2 separate regions of the Homo sapiens genome follow, and region 2 is linked to region 1. Evidence: chromatin loops called from intact Hi-C (ENCODE). Cell type or tissue: CD14-positive monocyte. All regions are shown on one strand. Region 1 holds the start of BTBD7 (BTB domain containing 7). Region 2 overlaps ASB2 (ankyrin repeat and SOCS box containing 2).

Evidence for each region. A loop is a pair of places that touch in the nucleus more often than their neighbours do. Peaks named below come from ENCODE experiments on the same cell type or tissue, not always from the same donor. Only the 100,000 strongest peaks of a DNase experiment are listed, where the experiment ranks them.
Region 2: a loop joins it to region 1, with 6 times the contacts of the local background. A loop is called at or near these places in 2 of 110 quality-filtered maps.

What each region holds. Positions count from the first base shown.
Region 1 is chr14:93,331,303-93,336,302 of GRCh38, reverse strand. BTBD7 (BTB domain containing 7) reads left to right here and starts at 3,267. Exons shown (of 11, transcript NM_001002860.4): 1 at 3,267-3,483. It also overlaps a transcript of UNC79 not described here. In CD14-positive monocyte, a CTCF peak has its summit at 3,017; a DNase peak (open chromatin) is centred at 3,112; H3K4me3 peaks cover 2,752 bases; H3K27ac peaks cover 2,723 bases.
Region 2 is chr14:93,968,171-93,973,170 of GRCh38, reverse strand. The region is part of intron 1 of ASB2 (ankyrin repeat and SOCS box containing 2); the gene reads left to right. Among named protein-coding and RNA genes, the nearest start is that of ASB2, 5.9 kb to the left of the region's middle. In CD14-positive monocyte, CTCF peaks have their summits at 2,158 and 2,363 (motif pointing right); DNase peaks (open chromatin) are centred at 1,980, 2,420 and 3,930; H3K4me3 peaks cover 1,196 bases; H3K27ac peaks cover 1,483 bases.

The DNA of each region.
Region 1 (5,000 bases):
ACAAGGTACTTATCACTGTTCTGGGGTTTTCAATCCTCTTCACCTTTTAGACTTCAGGAAATTCAGAAAAATGCATGAAAACAGGATTGTTACATGCAGAGAAATAGGGGGAGATAAAATTTGTCTTTTCTCCTTAATTTCAAAAACCCAGCTTCCATCCTGTATTTCCAGGAAGATGAGTGTGGGAATGGGTTTCAGTGGATGGTTATGTGTGGTAAAAAAGGGGGGTACAAAGGAAGGAAAAGACTGGAGTGACAGACCATGGAATATACCATGAAATGTTGATTACTCTTATTTTCAACATAGATGACCAGGTGGATGGGATGCCATTCACTGATGGAGGGAGTGGAGAAAGGAACAAAACATAAATTCAGGACTTTTGGTTGAAAGCCACAGAAGTTCACTGTTTTTACCCATTTCCAACTAACTTAAGATAAAAAGAGGTGTTAGGGCAACTTAATGGCTTCTAAAAATGAAAAGACCAGGGATGGGTTGGTTTCAGGCCCAGGTAGGCCCAGGTATTCAAATGATGTCATGGTTTTCCTTTCTCTCACTTTGTTTCTTTGTTTATGGTCTTCCTCCTTTCCTACCGCACATGGCTTTCTCCTCATTGGCAAACAAAGCCAATTTACATGTCCTTTCGAGTCATAATCCCGGAGAAATAGAGTAAGAAGAAACATCTCCTCTGAGAGTGTGGCAAAAATTTCCAGAAAAGGTTCTGGTTGACCTATTTGTGTCATATGGCCATCCAGATCTATCTGATTCTAGAATGCATGCTGTTAACCACTACTTAGTACCATCTTAACACTAGCCTTAAAAAAATGTTTTTCACTCTGTCTTCTTATTTAGATTCTAAGCTCCTTAAGTACAAAGATCCATTTATTTTTTACCCCCAGCATGTAGTACCGTGCTTGGCACATGGTACTGGATACTTTAAATGTGTATCGGACTGAACTAAAATAAACATCTAAATTCTGATGAGTGTGTAAACTGAGCTAATTCAGGATCTCAAAAGTACAGTTAAATGGTATAATAAGGAAACAGTGAATGAATTAAAGGGTAGAAAAAAATCATGGATCACTTACAAATGGTTTCTAGATCCAAACAGTCTACTAGAAGTCTCCAGCTGTGCAGATAGACAAAAGGACAAGGTGCAACCAGCAGACCTTACTTGGCTTTTCAAAAAGTTTTAGATTTCCACATCAAAGGCTGTTAGAAAAAGTGTTATCCTGAAATTACTTAGAATTCTATTGTTGTTGATACCATTTTAATTTTGTTTTTTAAATTGTGGCTAGGAAATAGAAGCAAAGTCAAGTAATAAAGGTTAGTAATAAGTGTAAACAGTGGGGACTGATCTTATTTAACATTTCCATAAATTATAAAGAAGCAGTGTTTACACACCGCTTTTTAGTTTGCTAATCATAGCTCTTTCAGTTAATGCAATACAGTCATCCCCCATATACTATATACGTGGGATTGGTTCCAGGACCCACCACATATACCCCAATCCAAGCATACTCAAGTCTGCCTGTCCGTCCTGTGGAATGTGAGTATAAGAAAAGTCGGCCCTCTCAATACGGTGTTTAGAATCCCATGTACCAGGTTGCATTGATCGATCCGCACAGTTCAAACCCGTGTTGTTCAAGTGTTAACTGTATTTAGCAAATTAAGACAAAGGTAAAATGATGGAAAATAACAGTAAATGGCTTGAATTTAGATAAGGTTCACTTACGCCTTTGGGGAAGTATAAAAGTGTGGAACAAGAGGTGGACACTCAGAGGTAATCATTGGCTCCAATTAGATGGACCTATTTCTTTTATATTTTCTCACTTTTCCATGCATTTCTTGTCTATCGCCCTGAGGCTGTATGTTCAACTGAAGTGACCCTTACCAGCTAGAGGGGAATTTCAGGCAAGGGACTGCTACAATCTCTGCTACAATCTCCAAACCTTCAAGGATTGGGTAAGAGGGTGAAAAGGGTGAGATGGGTAAAGAAAATGAAGTAATACAAATTGGAAAGAGCTATCCTTTTCAAGGAAGTAAGGTGATGAAGAATGAGGGTGAGGAAAATACAAATCTGAAGGAAGTCCAGAGGAAAACAACAATGATATTGTCTCCAACTGAATATGAAAAGCATAAAATAATGGAGGGTCAAGAGATGGTTAAAAACACATCACAAAATTCCAAATTGCTCTTATCCTTTGAAGCTTAGAGGTGGTTTCAGAACAACAACAACAAAAAACTGTGTGACACAAAACTTGTTAAACAATGGGTAGAGATTGAAAATGCAAATACAATACTTTCAAATAAATTCCCAGAGTTGCTAATGTCTATCAGAGGAAAAGGAGGTGTAACGGTGCCTCCTCACTGGGTTCAGAATGCCTGGGTTCTGATCTTGGCTTGCCTACTTGTTAGTATTTCTGAGCCTGTCTCCTTGGTTGTAAAACAGCAATAAAAACACCTATCCTGACTACCACAAAGGGTGGCTTTGGCGTTCAAATGAAACCATGGATCTCTCTGGAAAACGACAGTGCCCCATAAATACAGTATTTTTGTTATTGCATCGCTGAAATTATTGCAAACCCCCAAACAAGGGGCATCTAGGGAAGAGCGACTTGGCTCTCCCACGTGGCGACTGTGTGTTTTCATCAATTTTGTCCTTTGTTTACAGGGGTATCTTGTTAAGGAAAACTTTTCAGTGTCTTAAAGATTATTTTTTAACCTACTACACAAGTAGCAAGGTGGTGCCTGTAAAAGTACCATGCAGACAAGTGCTTACGATAGACAAGTGCTCACTGCCAAGAAGCAGCCACCGGAATGCCAGGACTGTCAGCAATGACTTTCCGCGGAAGAGTTGTTCTCGAGAAAGATGCACTCATTGCATGCGACCACCCGAGGGACGCCGGCCGCCGAACGGAAACATGAATTCGTGGAAATGGCCATCTGGTGACGTAGTAGTGACACAGTTCTTATATTCTGATACATTTAATAATGTGTCACAATTCGCTGGACTAAGCAGGATGCTGCCACAAGAGGCAAACTCCCAGCGACCCGACGCCCGGCTCCCAGCCGACGAGCAAAAATAATGCGCGCGCACTCCGCTCCCATGGATCCAGCGAACGCACCGCCCCCCCACGCGGCCCGACTCGCGCGGCGACGTCGGGCCACGTGACCCTGAGCGGGACGACGGCAGGGGAGGGCGGGGGCTCCGGCCGGCTCCGCAGCGCCGCGCAGGCGCCCCAGGGCCACGCCGAACCGAGCCCCTCCTGCTCCGTCTAGGAGTCAAAATGGCGGCGAGGGGAACCTGGAGCAGTCCCGGAGCCTGAGCCACTGACAGGAGAGGAGAGGGCGGCGGCGGCGGCGGTGGGAGGAGGATGGCCGGGGGTGCTGGCGCCGGTGCGGACGGCGGTGCTGGTGGCGGCGGCGGCGGAGGCGACGGCAGCGGTCCCAGCGGCAGCAGCAGCGGCGGGAGGAGCCTCCGGGGTGAGTGTCCCTTGGTGTCTCTGAGGCTGTGGAGCCGAGGCTGTGTCCGGTGTGGCGCGGGGCGTCCGGGAGAGGAAGGGGCTGTTCTTAGGCGTGGGGGCGCCGGGGCTGGGGCCAAGCCGCCGCGGGAGGCGCTGGGGCGCCGGGCGGGGAGGGGCCAGTCGTCCGTCTGGGGCTGAGGCGCGGCGGCGCCGGACTGGCCGGTCTCTGTGCGCTCCGAGGGGCGGGCTGGAGCGCGCCGCCGTCCCTGGGGCAGGGGCGCGAGGTGTGGCGCTCGGGGCGGGGAGAGCGGCCCGAGGGAGTCGCGACGGCAGCCCGGCCGGCTTTGGGCTCCGGGCGCCGAGGGGCGGGACCCGTCGCTCCCAGGACGCTGAGAAACCGCTCCCGAGACGGGGGCGCGTGTTTACCCGGGTGCGGGGTTGCGACCGCCAGGGGTGGGCGTGAGAGTGGCCGGCGGGGTCTGGGAAGGGAGCAGGCCTGAGGACTGCTACTCCCAGGGGAAGTTAGATTGTCCGGGTAAGTTACTATTGCGGGATAAACCTGGAATTGAGCTTTGACAGGTTGGGAGGGAGACAATACCGAGTGTTTGATAAAGAAGAGGAGGCTGTGCTTGTTGGACTACTTGAATGGCAAAAAGTGTGCATATTTCAGTACCTTATTTGCACAGTGTTTGCTAGCTTTACCCCGAGGGTGAGAACTTTCTCACCGTTTTTCAAGAAACTCTGAGGAGTGTTGTTTCTCCTGTGAACTACAATTGCACGTCTTCACATACCAGCACAGATAATAAGTACTCTGGAGTAGGCCTAATTTACAGAAGCAGTCTTGGTTATCTACACCAGAGCACTGTTAACTCTGCGAAAACATCTTACTGTAATGAGAAAGTAGACATTTTTACAGAATTACTTAGCTTTTTCAACTAACAACCTTTTTGGGGGGGGGGAGACGGAGTCTCGCTCTGTCACCCAGGCTGGAGAACAGTGGTGCGATCTCGACTCACTGCAACCTCCGCCTCTCAGGTTCAAGCGATTCTCCTGTCTCAGCCTCCCAAGTAGCTGGGATTACAGGCGCCCGCTGCCACGCCCGGCTAGTTTTTGTATTTTTAATAGAGACGTGGTTTCACCATGTTGGCCAGACTGGTCTCGAGCTCCTGACCTCTGGTGATCCGCCCGCCTCGTCCTTCCGAACTACTGGGATTGCAGGCGTGAGCCACCGCGCCCGGTCTGGTCAACTAACAATCTTTTGTCCCTAATAGCATCTGTTTCCTTTAGATTGCTGAAATGAATTGCTTTCTTCCTGAAATGTGGAAGAAAGACTTGAAATTGCTTTGCAAGAATCATACGTTGTTAATAGCAACTGTTATTAGACTTGTCATGGAATTTTGGAGTCAGAAAAACTTTTAGAGATCTAAAGGTGTGAATATTGTTTTAGAGCCGGGAAACCAGACCCAGAGAGGCGAGTGACTTGTTGTGGATCCTACAGCTGGCGATGGATTAGACCAAAACTAAGATGTAGGCCTC
Region 2 (5,000 bases), 640 kb before region 1:
GTCACCTCCTACAGGGTTATGTAGGGGCAGTCACACCCCTACTCCATACAAAGAGAAGAGCCCTGTCTTGTGGAGTCAGCTGGGGCCTGCAGCCCTGAGCACACCTCTTGAGTCACCTCCAGCAGCCCCAGCCCAGCCTTGGAAGCCCCAAGGCCCTGGCACCCGAAAGCCGGGAGCTTGAAATCAGCATCAAAAGGTCTGAGATGACGCAGCCGGTGGTGGTGGTGGCTGGGGGTAAACTGGAAGCTTGGCCTTTGTGGGTGCTTTCCTTAGCTGATGGTGTGGGTCTGAGCAAAGGCTCAAACTCCTAGCAGCTGTGAGGCCCTAGACACCAGGCCCCAGGGCAGCCAGAGGCTTGAGAGCACTGCCCCCATGGCCAAAGGCCCACCCTGGCTACGACTTGGCCACTCATAGGGGTCAAGGGCAAGGTGGCTGGGATTCCATCCCCCCTTCCTTACCAAGGTCAGAGCATTTCTTAGCCAGAGCAGAGATGAAGCCTCCAGAGGGATGAGGTTTAGGGTCACGGAGCAACTGACTCCTTGCCATGCCCTTAATGTTGTGTCAGAGGGCCTGATGAAGACGGCGCAGGCTGACGTGGTCTCAACCTCTGTACCACATACATTCCAGGCCTTAGTCTCCTCATCCGCGCCATGGGAAGACCACTCTTCTCCCTAGTACTGAAAAAGTAAAATGAGGCAACCTATGAAAGTGGCCTGGATGGAGACAGGACAAGGACCCACAGGCACCAGCTTAATTTTTATTGATTAGGTTCTAAAACAACAGGACCCGGGAAGGGAAGAGAACAATGTCCTACACCTCCGAGCACTCCAGCTGGAAGCGTTTCCTTGGGTTTCCTAGGACCACCCTGGATCCTGGGGGGAAAGGCAGATCAGAAAGATAAGTTTTGGCAGAAGGAGAGAGCATTGCAAGGAAGGAGGTCGAGCGCCCTGGGTGCCAAGGAACAGCCCAGTTCCTGACTCCTCGTGTGTCCCCAGGCTAGCCCAAGCAGCCAGGTTTCAGGATTGCCTTAGCTACGGGTCATGTGATATTTGGGAGACCTTGAAGCTTTTGGAGTAGATTTATAGAAAGTATGTATATGTGTGTATATTATATATATAATATATATTATATTATTAATATAAAAATATATAATTACCTATTATATACTTATATGTTATATGTTATTATGTGTGTATATTATATAATATATATAATACATGTAGCGTGTATGTAGTGTTTTTGAATATGAACACACATACACACACACACATAGTCTTCAGTTTGATTCTGGCCTTCACTCAAATCTTGAAAAACATCCGGTGGTTGCTATTCATTGTGTGGGATGAATACTTGGTGTAAAATCAGATGTAGCCTCTAGTCTCTTCCTTGTCACTTTTTCCCTTAGTGTGCCTCAGTCTCCTCATCTATAGAATAGGAACTATAATACGCTTATAGATTTATTATGTGGTTCAAACTAAAGACAAATATGAGAGAGAAATTCACTGCAAGGGAAGGTGTTATGGTTATGATTCTCCCCATACCTGCTGCAGTGGGACGTAGTGACCTGAGGGTGACACATGGATCTGAACCACAGGCTTTGCATAAGAGCTAAACCTAAAAGGTACAAGTGAACCCTAACCAAAATACTCATGCAGCACTTGCTCTGTGTTCAGCACCATTAAATGAATTACGTGCTCACTAAATGGCTGCTCTTGTCATTTGTTGGCAGTCACCTCGTGCAGAAATTCAAGCCTCCAAAGTCTAGGGCAGCAGATGATGTGAGCAGAGAGGGCAGGGGGACAGGAGGGTTCCTGGAGAGTGGGGAATTTGAAAGGAGTGTGCAGAATCCATCCTGCACCCAAGCTGGCTTCGGGGGAGGGCGTGGAGATCCCCTTCCTCCCCAAGCTCCAGCCCCATGATTGACCCTTGGGACCACCCGGCAGGCTCTGCGCACAGCCCGGGGAGCTGACAGTCACAGCGGCAGTTTTGACCACAGCTGTCACGCGAAGGCTGGGCTTGGGGCTCATTTTCACTTTCACTCTCAATCTTGTTAAATGGAGGAGAGCTTGTGGGAATTCAAATCCCTTGGATGGAGCCTCCTAGAGAACCGCCAGCTGGGCACGAGTTTCAGGTAGCATCCTCCCAGCAGGAACAGGTTTAGGCTGTTTCACCCACTTTCTGGGATCACGGCAGAGAATCGCAGCATCTTGGGACCTGTGGAATAACACGAGCAGATTTTTAGGGGCCACCGGCTGTGTGCCAGGTGCTCCACATTTATACCTGTCACCTAATTTCACCTGACAACACCTCCACAGGCAGGATGCCATTAATATCTTCATTTTATAGATGAGCAAAGTGAGGCACCGAGTAACCTGCTTCACATCACGTGGCCAGGAGGTGGCAGAGCTAGGGTTGAGTATAGGCAGTGGGGCACTCGGGCCGTGCCACCGTCTACCACTGTGCAGTAAACTTCTCCATAACAGCTGTGCTTCCAAGGGCTTGAAGCACTGTCATGATCCTATCGTTCATTCACCCGTCTGTCCAGCATTTATTCAATACCTATTGTGTACCTGACTTTGGGTTAGTTCCTGGGGTTACAACATGAGTGCGACATAGTCCTGCTCCTCAGAAGTTTCTAGACTTTCTAGAGAGACAGGACCATAGCAGGCAGTCCAAGCAGTAGAATGTGAAGGGGGCCCTTGGAGGCAGCAGAGGACTCTCAGCCATCAGGGAGGCTTCCTGGTAGAGGAGATGCTGGAGCTGTTTCTGGAAGGGCACCTTCAGGGCAGGGTAGGCTGACGAGCAGCTCCATCCACAAACACAGCCAAGGATGCTAAGTGGCTTGTGCAGCCTCACATGTCCGACCCAAGTCCCTGGCATGACCCAAGCCTCTGGTGGAGCTTGGTGTGGTGGAGGATGGCTGCCAGCCTCCTTCTTGGCCCCGCCTTCCCAGCTGTGTCTCCTCTAGCCCCCAGTTTTCTGCTAAGACATCTGGAGAGTGACCACCTCCCACCCCAGCCCCTCAAACAACCACATAGACCCACCCCATCCACCGCCAGTTCCCGGGCAGACCCTGGCTGTCTGCAAACCTGGGTTGGTAGAGAGGGGAAGGTACTAGGAGGAAAAGACCACTTTTTAAATGCAATTTTGGTCCTCACTATAACCCTGCCAGGGTCCATGTCTCTTTTCCCATTTCACAGATGTGGAGACTAAGGCCCAACTTAGAAGAGAGCCGGCTGTGAATGAACCAGGTACTGCTCTGAGTGGATTTGCCTGAGTAATTTACGTGGATTAACCTAAGTAACCCTGTCACAGCCACTTTACAGATGTCACCTGGGGAAAGATGGGGCTTCTCAAGAACCAATGTTTGGGGTTCTGCAAAGAGGGCAGGAGAGGCACTCCTGAAGGCCCTGCGGGGCCAGGCCTCCCTTGCTCCACACTGGCCTTGGACTGGCCCCTCCCTCTACCAGGAAGCCTCCCTGATGGCTGGGCAAGGCCTATTAGACTCCTGCTTTCCTTGGGAAAGGGCTATTTTTGATTCCAATCAGCCTCCCAGAGTGTCCCTTGAGGCTGCTGGCCTCCCTCCAAGACTTAGGCCCAGAAGGCCGCCCAACCCCCAGACAGAGGTCTCAGAAATCAAGCTGGGCAGCATCTTCATGACAAGGGGAAACTGAGGTCCAAAGAGGGGCAAGGCATCACCCGAATCAATGCCCTCTCCCAAGAGATAGGTGCTCTGACCTTGTCCATTTTACAGATGGAGAAACTACTATTCCAGAGGCTCTCCCGGCTAACAACCAGCAAAGCTGGGATGTGAACTCAGTCAGGCTGGCTCCACACGCTGCTTCATAACTTCCCCCTCGTGCCAGGGCTGAGCAGCACCACCTGTCCCCCAGGAGACGCCGCCATAGCATCCCTGACAGCTGTCACCAGCCTACGACTGCATCCGTTCAGGGACAGGGAGTTTCCTGTCCTGAAGCGGCCCGTGCATTGCACACTTACTAACAGCCAGACCCACAGCTGAGCCTGTACACACATGAACCCTTTTGACTCTACCACCAACCCCATAATAACACTGGCTAATATCTCCATTTTGTGCATTTTATCCATTTTACCCATAAAGGTGGGTAACTTACCCAAGAACCCTTGAAGGCTGAGGACCTCAGTGGGAAAAGCAAGAGATATGTGGGTCCACAGTGGGGTAGGAAATTTGCCTCTTCAAAGGCAGAGTCCCTCTCTCTCAAGTAAACTCCATAACAGCTGTGCTTCCAAGGGTTTGAGCACTGTTGTGGTCCTATCATTCACCTGTCCATCTAGCATTTATTAAATACCTTTTGTGTACCCAGCCTTGGGTTAGGTCCTGGGGTTACGAGTATGACATAGTCCTGCTCCTCAGAAGTTTCCAGACTTTCTAGGGAGACAGGCCTCTAGCAGGTAGTCCAAGGAGTAGACTTTCTCAAGGTCCTGTCAAGGTTAAACCCTTCTCCTCCCTCTGCGTGTACCCTCCATGCAGCAGGCAAAGAGGCTGGTATGGTGCCCAGGGCACAGATATAGGCCAGGGGGTGCTGGGCAGCTGGGAGGATAGCTGGCTGCAGCTGGATGAGGACAGATCTGCTCCAAACCCATGTGTGTGTCAGTTGCTTGGGTCAGTGTTCCTGGAATTGCCAGAAAGAGCATTGGATTTGAGGTTGGAAGATCAGGCTTCAAATCCCAGCTTTCTATATGTCTCTCCTCCTATAAACCCTTCCCCTCCCGCTCTAAACCTTACCTGCCTCATCTGTAGAATGGGACCAATAACGTATGCGCATCAGGGTCCTTTTGGAAGGAGAGGGGCTGTAGAGGAATTAAGTTAATTCAGTGAAAATCTTCCTACCTTCCAGGGCTGTGTGAGGTAATGACATGGATAATTGGCCAATGTAAAGTCTCTGAGTGGTGTCAACCCATGGGAGAGGCTTGGGAAGGGCCTGGTAAGTCTGGAATTAGCTTCGGGATTGGTGATTCTG